Linked DNA regions of Homo sapiens: region 1 is linked to region 2. A link is a contact called in ENCODE Hi-C data. All regions are on one chromosome and are shown on one strand. Each heading gives the region's core, a stretch centred on a gene start or an enhancer-like site at or near the end of the contact. The rest is flanking DNA. Distances are from core to core; before and after follow the strand shown.

Region 1 (4,294 bases), core at 38-2,537, 370 kb after region 2:
GTGCCGTGTTTCTTAGTGGCTTATATAGCAGTGGTGTGATATGCTGTTTCCAGATAAGTTCAGTGTGTACTGCAGGTAGCTGGAAAGATGTCCTTACTGGGCTGGTCATATTTCAGTTATTAGACTCTCAGGCCTTACCAGGAGAACTTCTAGGAAATAACTCTAGATTCTAGCTGGGTTTCAAAGGACAGTTTAATTTATTTACTGAATACCTACTAAGGACCAAGAGGCACTGGGCTTCAAGCTAGAGATAAAGAGACAAAAACAGTAGTGTCTACTCTCAAGAAGCTAAGCTAGAGATATATTTCCTTTGCTGGGCCCTCTTCATGTTCCCAACCTCTAAAACTTGAGTTACCCCAGGACTTAGTCCTTGGACCTCTTCTCTTCTGTACTCATCCCCCACACACTTTTAGCCAGTCCCGAGGCTTTCAGTGCTTTCTGTATTCTGATAACTGCCAGATGTATACATGCAGCTGTGATCTGCCTCTAAATTCCAGACGGCGCTTTCCAGCTGCCTGCTTGATGCCTCTGCCTGGATGTTTAAACCTAGTGTGTCCAAAACTCAACTTTCGATACCCTCCCTTTTCCCTTACCCTGCCTCCCTCACCCCTAGCCCCCTGTGCCATAGCTACTGCTCTGCCAGTTTTTCTCCTTTTTTCAATTATTCCAGTTGCTCAGGGAAAAAACACTGGAGTCATTCTTGATTTTTTTTCTCCCACACCCCACATCTGGTCTGTTTTTTTTTTCTTTCAGTTCTACTTTCAAAACCTATGTATAGAATCTGACTACTGCTTCCTATCATTTTAGTCCAAATCCTTCATCATATCTTACTTGTGTTATTGTAGTAGCCTACTGACCAGTCTCCCTGAGTCCACCCTTGCTCCCTTAAGGCCCGTGCATCTCATAGCAGCCTGTTTCTAAGAACTCAAGTTGATTTTTAAAAAAACAACAGAGGCTGGGCGCAGTGGCTCATGCCTGTAATCCCACCACTTAGGGAGGCCAAGGTGTGCAGATCATCTGAGGTCGGGAGTTCAAGACCAGCTTGACCAACATGGAGAGACCCTGTCTCTACTAAAAATACAAAAAAAATTACTTAGGCATGGTAGTGCATACCTGTAATCCCAGCTACTCTGGAGGCTGAGGGAGGAGAATCACTTGAACCCGAGAGGCGGAGGTTGCGGTGAGCTGAGATCACACCACTGCACTGCAGCCTGGGTGACAGAGCAAGGCTCCGTCTCAAAAAAAAAAAAAAAACAGACAAAAAACAGAAACTGTCCTTACTGTTCCTGACACACTTCAAGCACACTCCCTCCTCAGGCCTTTGCACTTTGTTCCCTGTTGAGAATGCACCAGGCTACCTGCTTCATTCTCTCCCTCGCTGACACCTTATCCGAGATTCCTTCTCTCCTCACCCAGTCTAAAATAGCACACCTCTGTCTCCTATAATTCTCTTAACCTCCTTTTGTTAATATTTTTCTTGTCACTTATCAACACCTGAGTTACATTTCTTGTATATTGTCAATCTCCCCCCATGGTACTGTAAGCTCTATAGGAGTAGGGACTGTTTCTGTTTTGTACCTTGCCATCTCCCCAGTGCCTAGAGCGGTGCCTGGCAGTATAGCAACTGTTCAGTAAGATGATTGAATATTCGCTTTATACTCTGAGAACACTAAGGAGGACTTAGGTCTGCTGGAAGAGGGTACTTTCCTGGAAAATGATTGAGTTAATCTGGTGACGATGAGGGAAGAATATTCTAGACAGATGTGAGTACATGGGAAGTAAAGGTACAGAGGTATGAAATGTCTTTATGTGCAGTGAACTACAACAATTTGATATGACTAGTGAAAAGTAGTAAGTGGGAGCTGGGCACAGTGGCTCACTCCTGTAATCCCAGCACTTTGGGAGGCCGAGGTGGGTGGATCACTTGAAGTTAGGAGTTCGAGACCTGCCTGGCCAACATGGTGAAACCCCATTTCTACTAAAAATACAAAAAATTAGTCAGGCGTGGTGGTGCATGCCTGTAGTCTCAGCTACTGGAGAGACTGAGGCAGGATAATCACTTGAACCTGGGAGGCAGAGGTTGTAGTGAGCCAAGATTGTGCCGCTGCACTCCAGCCTGGGCGACAAAGCTAGACTGTCTGAAAAAAAAAAAGTAGTTAATAACTGGGAAGTAATGATACATATTATGCTGGGGAGGAAGGTAGGAAACAGGGCAGTCCGTGAAAGACTTTGGTATGCTGTGCTCGGACAGTAGGGCTTATTCTTATAGACAGTGGGAAACCATTGAAAGGTTTCAAGTTGGGAAGTTAAGTGGAGAGATTTTGGTTTGTATATAGAAGAAGAAGCTGAACAAATTTACAAGAAAAAATCAACCCCATCAAAAAGTGGGCAAAAGATATGAACAGACACTTCTCAAAAGAAGACATTTATGCAGCCAAAAGACACATGAAAAAATGCTCATCATCACTGGCCATCAGAGAAATGCAAATCAAAACCACAATGAGATACCATCTCACACCAGTTAGAATGGCGATCATTAAAAAGTCAGGAAACAACAGGTGCTGGAGAGGATGTGGAGAAATAGGAACACTTTTCCATACTTGGTGGGAGTGTAAACTAGTTCAACCATTGTGGAAGACAGTGTGGCGATTCCTCAAGGATCTAGAACTAGAAATACCATTTGACCCAGTGATCCCATTACTGGGTATATACCCAAAGGATTATAAATCATGCTACTATAAAGACACATGCACATGTATGTTTATTGTGGCACTGTTCACGATAGCAAAGACTTGGAACCAATCCAAATGTCCATCAGTGATAGACTGGATTAAGAAAATGTGGCACATATACACCATGGAATACTATGCAGCCATAAAAAAGGATGAGTTCATGTCCTTTGTAGGGACTTGGATGAAGCTGGAAACCATCATTCTTAGCAAACTATCGCAAGGACAGAAAACCAAACAGCGCATGTTCTCACTCATAAGTGGGAATTGAACAATCAGAACACTTGGACACAGGGCAGGGAACATCACACACGGGGGCCTGTTGTGGGATTCGGGGAGGGGGGAGGGATAGCATTAGGAGAAATACCTAATATAAATGACAAGTTAATGGGTGCAGCACACCAACATGGCACATGTTTGCACGTTGTGCACATGTACCCTAGACCTTAAAGTATTTAAAAAAAAAAAAAAGGCAGCAGCTGAGAGAGACCCAGAGACTTAAAAACTGAGACTAGTAAAGGAGGATATGTGTGGTGGAGATTGCTTATGTCTTTTTAGAGAGATTATGTGTATTAAGACTGAATTTCACTCTAGAATTTGAACTGGTCCTCAGAAAACACATCGTGAAGTTGTACTTGTTGTCTGGTATTTATAGCCCTGATTTCTCTGAGGGTATAGAAATATCATTTAGAGAGAAAGAAACCTCCATGTTTGTGGGTCTGGCACATAGTCAAGTGTACATGTTTATTATTTTTGCCTTGCCCTTGATCAGATGTCTATCCACATTGCTTGTATTTTTCAGTGTTCCCTTCATTTTGTGTTTACTTTCTCTCTCCATTTCCTCTGATAGATTGAATCTAAATTGCTTCTTTAGTGCTTACCTAATACACAGTCATCCTCTTTAATTTTAAAGAGAAAAAAAATGCAACTTTTAGAAGTCAGCATATCATGTATCTTTGGGAACTCAATGATTTCTTTTTGTTTTTGAGGGCAGTGGTAGGAAGTAAATGCATTGATTTAGGGTGCCTTTTCAGACTTTAAAATTTTGCTTATCATAAGGAGGAGTCTTAAAATAGCTCCAGTGAACAATTATTTGATGGAAAGAGGAAGTACCATTGTCAGAGACGGTGGCAATGCCAGAAACAGGTTTTCTTAGAGGCTTTTCTTTGCCTTTTCTTTTCTTTGGTACCTTATTTTCTGTTTGTCCCAAGTAATCCCTAAACTATGTCCTGGGAAATCCTTTATGATGGCAAGGATTACATTAGGAATTCCTCAAATGCTGATTTGATTGTCATTAGTGGTATGCTTTTTAAAATATGGAGAGTATGTTTTTCCCTGCTTAAGACTAATGGCTTTTCTAAATAGAGCTGATTGTATCTCCATGTTATTGTGAGAGCAGGCAGCAGCCTGTATTTGGACACCACCTCAATGAAGGCTTATTTTGTCTTGGATGCTGGAGAAATCTTAGTGTGCTGTGTCCGTTACCTCATATTCCTTCCAGACAGAGGACCTGCTGTTGTGAAGGAACATTTCTATACTGGACATGAGTCTCCTGGGGTTCTCCA
Region 2 (4,056 bases), core at 1,065-3,564:
TCCTGCCTCAGCCTCCTGAGTAGCTGGGATTACAGGCATGTGCCACCACACCTGGCTAATTTTTGTATTTTTATTTTTTATTATTACTATTTTTTGAGAGAGAGTCTTGCTCTGTTGCCCAGGCTGGGGTGCAGTGGCGTGATCTCGGCTCACTGCAACCTTCACCTCCTGAGTTCAAGCAATTCTCCTGCCTCAGCCTCCTGAGTAGCTGGGATTACAGGTGCGCGCCACCATGTCTGGCTAATTTTTGTATTTTTAGTAGAGACGGGGTTTCACCATGTTAGCTAGACTGGTCTCAAACTCCCGACCTCGTGATCCGCCCACTTTGGCCTCCTAAAGTGTTAGGATTACAGGCGTGAGCCACTGCGCCTGGCCAATTTTTGTATTTTTAGTAGAGACAGGGTTTCACCATGTTGGCCAGGCTGGTGTCGAACTTCTGACCTCAGGGGATCCGTCCGCCTCAGCCTCCCAAAGTGCTTGGGATTACAGATGTGAGCCATCGCAGCCGGCCATATTACTGCATTTTTACTGTACCTTTTCTATATTTTGGTGTGTTTATATACACAGATACTTACCACTGTATTACAGTTGCCTCCAGTATTCAGTACAGTTACATGCTGTGTAGGCTTGTAGCCTAGGAGCAATACGCTGTTTCATGTAGCCTAGGTGTAGGAGGCTATACCATCTAGGTTTGTGTAAGTCACTCTGTGATGTTCACACAATGACTAAATCACCAAACAAAGCATTTCTCAGACCGTATCCCATTGTTAAGCAATACAGAACTGTACAATACGGTTTTATTAACTTTAATCTTCATTTTGTACACTAGATCTCTAAACTTGTTCTTCCTATATCTCTGCTATTTTGTGTCCTTTGACCTGTATCTCTCCAATTCCTACCCCTCTACCATGCCCACTCATAATAACCATTGCTTCCTTCTCTGTGAGTTTGAGCTCCTTTTCTAATATTCCACATTTAAGTGAGATCATGCAATATTTCTCTTTCTGTGTCTAGCTTATTTCACTTGGCATAATTTCCTCTAGGTTCATTCAGGTTGTGGCAAATGGCAGGATCTCCTTTTTAAGGGTGAGTAGTATGCCATTGTGTACACATACCACATCCTCTTTATCCACTCATCCGTTGATAGACACTTAGGTTGTTTCTATATCTTGGCTAATGTGAATAATGCTGGAGTGAACATAGGAGTGTGGATATATTTACAAGGTGATTCCATCTCCTGTGTGTATATACCCAGAAGAGGGATTGCTGCGTCATATGGTAGTTCTATTTTTAATTTCTTTAGGAACCTCCATATTGTTTTCTGACTTAGATTTTAAAGGGATCACTCCAGTTGCTGCATTGAGAATAGGCTGAAGGGAGATCCATTTAGGAGGCTCTTGCAGTAATCCAGGTGAGAGAGGTTGCTGGCTTGTCCAGGATGCAGCAGTAAAGGTGGTAAGAAAGGTTGGAATTCTGGATAGATTTTGAAGGTAAAGCCAACAGAATTTCTTGATGGTCTGGATATGAGATGTGTATGTGTAAGAGAGACAGATCAAGGGTGATTCCAAGCTTTTTTTTTTTTTTTTTTTTTTTGAGATGGAGCTTCACTCTGTTGCCAGGCTGGAGTGCAGTGGTGCGATACCGGCTCACTGCAATCTCTGCCTCCCAGGTTCAAGCAATTGTCTTGCCTCAGCCACCCGAGTAGCTGGGACTACAGGTGCACGCCACCACGCCTGGCTAATTTTTGTATTTTTAGTAGAGATGGGGTTTCACCATGTTGGCCAGGATGGCCTCGATCTCTTCACCTTGTGATCCGCAGGCCTCGGCCTCCCAAAGTGCTGGGATTACAGGCGTGAGCCACTGCGCCTGGCGACTCCAAGGTTTTTACCTTGGTACTTACGAGGGTAGAGTTGGCATTTGCTGCAGTAGGGAAGGAGGTTGGGCTGGTTTAGGGGTAAGAGGTGTCTGAGCCGAATCTTGGTATGCCAAATGTGAGATGCCTGTTAGACAACCTGTGGAGATGCAGGGTGGCAGCTAGAATGTGAGTCTAGAGTTCAAGTGACAGAATTCTACTGGAAACGTAAATTTGGGAGTAATCAATATACAGATTGTACTTAAAGCCACGAGACTGGGTTTGTACAGACAGAGAAGAGGACAAGGACAGAGCTCGGGGGTGCTTTGAACTGAAGAGGTCAGAGGGATGCAGAGGAGCCCATAGAGGAGGATGAGAAGCAGCAACCAAGGGGCAGGAGGAAAGCTGGGTCAGCATGGTCTCCTGGAAGCCAAGGGAAGAAGTGATCAGTGTCACAAACCTCTTGAGAGGCCCAGGGAGACGAGGACTGACAGGTGGGCTCACTGCTCTGGAGATTTTTGTTTCACTTTGTTTTTAATGCTCCACATTAAAACAATATCCCATGGGTCATGGCCTGAGGACGTTTCTATCTGAGTAGAGCTTGAGGCTTCAGCCCTGCAGAAAGCAGGAAGGAAGATGTATTTGTATCGAAAAGAAAAAAGGAAGTTACCAGCACACTTTTAAGTTCACTGTCTTGTTTTATTTCCATAAGTCCTTTTAGGGGAGTATTTGTAGTGCTTTGCCCAATTTAAGATGAAGAAAATGAGGTGCAAAAAAGCAACATAGCTGCCTTTAGTTCAGAGGCTTTGAAATCAGTGTTGGTCAATAGAACTTTCTCGATGATGGCAATGTTCTGTATCTGCTTTGTCCAGCATTGAATCTGTGGGCTACCTGTGGCTACTGAGCACTTGAAATGTGACTTTTTGGCTAGTTTTTAAATTGCATTTGACTTAAATTCATCTAAATTTAAATATAAAGAGCCATCTGTGGCAAGTGGCTACCTTAATGGACAGAACAATTCTAAGTGGTCATATTTACACTAGATTTAAACCTGGGTGTTCTGATCCAAGGCCTGGGGTCTTTCAACCTACCCTCTGCTTCCCAAGAAGGTAGCATAATGTTCTAAAGGGGGCTGGATTGGCTTGAGGTGATGAGTCTTGGAGGGTGGATTTGGAGAAGGAGATAATGTATGTGACCTAGGCGTGGTCTAAAGTTCTAGGGTTTATTAGCCAGTTTACAAGCTCTCTAAAGTCTCCTGAAGCCTGTTTCTTCCACTGTCAGCCCAACCCAGGCTGTAAGGTTGGGCTTACAGGAGTAAGGGTGAGGACCCAGGAGTAAGGGTGAGGACAGGAGGGTATATCTAGTATATGTACCACTTATAAATCCTACCGTCTGTCAATTTCCTTCATGAAACTTCCCCTGTCCACTCAGCCGTATCTCCTGAGCAGCAAATCATTTAAATTCCTTTGAAATACTGTTACTTAAACTTGTTTTTGGACACTTAGATTGTACCTATTATTACCATTACTATTTCGGTTGTGTCTGTGTGCTGCTTTCTGAATCTCTTTATAAACTCCTGGAGGCAGGTGAATTATGTCCTGTTTCCTATACATGGTAGGTACAGGATGGGGTGGTATAAAGAGCACTCGTCTTGATCATCTTTGGTAGCACTAAAGCCAAGAATGATGCTTACAAAATTGTGGGACCTCAACAGATGTCTGTTTAATAACTGAATGGCTAAACTTAGAACCACATAGTTTTAGTTTAGATTTCTGAGTTTCCGTTCACTAGCTTTGTTGCCAAAGGCGAAAAACGAAACTCTTTGAAACCCAATTTGCTCATCTGTCAATTTGTTCATCTATCAAAAGCAGTGTATTTCTTGTGTTCTCGTGAGGGTCAAATGAGATAATAACCATAGAAGTTTTTGCACAGTGCCTGGCACATAGTAGGTGCTTATTTATTAAGTGTTAATGTTTCTTTACTTTTCTTATGATGATATATATGCGGTTTATTCTTCACTAGACTGTGGTCTTATGGCAAATGGGGATTGTATTTTACTCACTGTTGTCCTCCATAGCACTCACACAGTGCCCTGAGCATATTAGGTTCTTAGGAAGAGCTATTGGATTTATTGCTTGCTGGATACCTCTGGTCGCAGCTCAGGAGATGCAGCTGAATGAGACATGACCCAGGGCCAACAGGGA

Evidence for each region. A loop is a pair of places that touch in the nucleus more often than their neighbours do. Pooled maps may share reads with other maps.
Region 1: a loop to region 2 is called in a map with no recorded cell type, with 2.2 times the contacts of the local background. The contact joins two enhancer-like sites. A Hi-C loop is called at or near these places in 2 of 37 single-sample maps with no recorded cell type and 4 of 50 pooled maps.

The regions. Positions count from the first base shown.
Region 1 is chr11:121,067,649-121,071,942 of GRCh38, forward strand. All of the region lies in intron 7 of TBCEL-TECTA (TBCEL-TECTA readthrough), which reads left to right. The region is part of intron 8 of TBCEL (tubulin folding cofactor E like); the gene reads left to right. Among named protein-coding and RNA genes, the nearest start is that of TECTA, 31 kb to the right of the region's middle. RefSeq lists an enhancer at 1-13. Within about 2 kb of position 1,288, at least 3 of the 41 ENCODE cell types and tissues checked have a DNase peak (open chromatin) inside an H3K27ac peak, as active enhancers do.
Region 2 is chr11:120,700,382-120,704,437 of GRCh38, forward strand. The region is part of intron 3 of GRIK4 (glutamate ionotropic receptor kainate type subunit 4); the gene reads left to right. Among named protein-coding and RNA genes, the nearest start is that of GRIK4, 190 kb to the left of the region's middle. Within about 2 kb of position 2,315, at least 3 of the 41 ENCODE cell types and tissues checked have a DNase peak (open chromatin) inside an H3K27ac peak, as active enhancers do.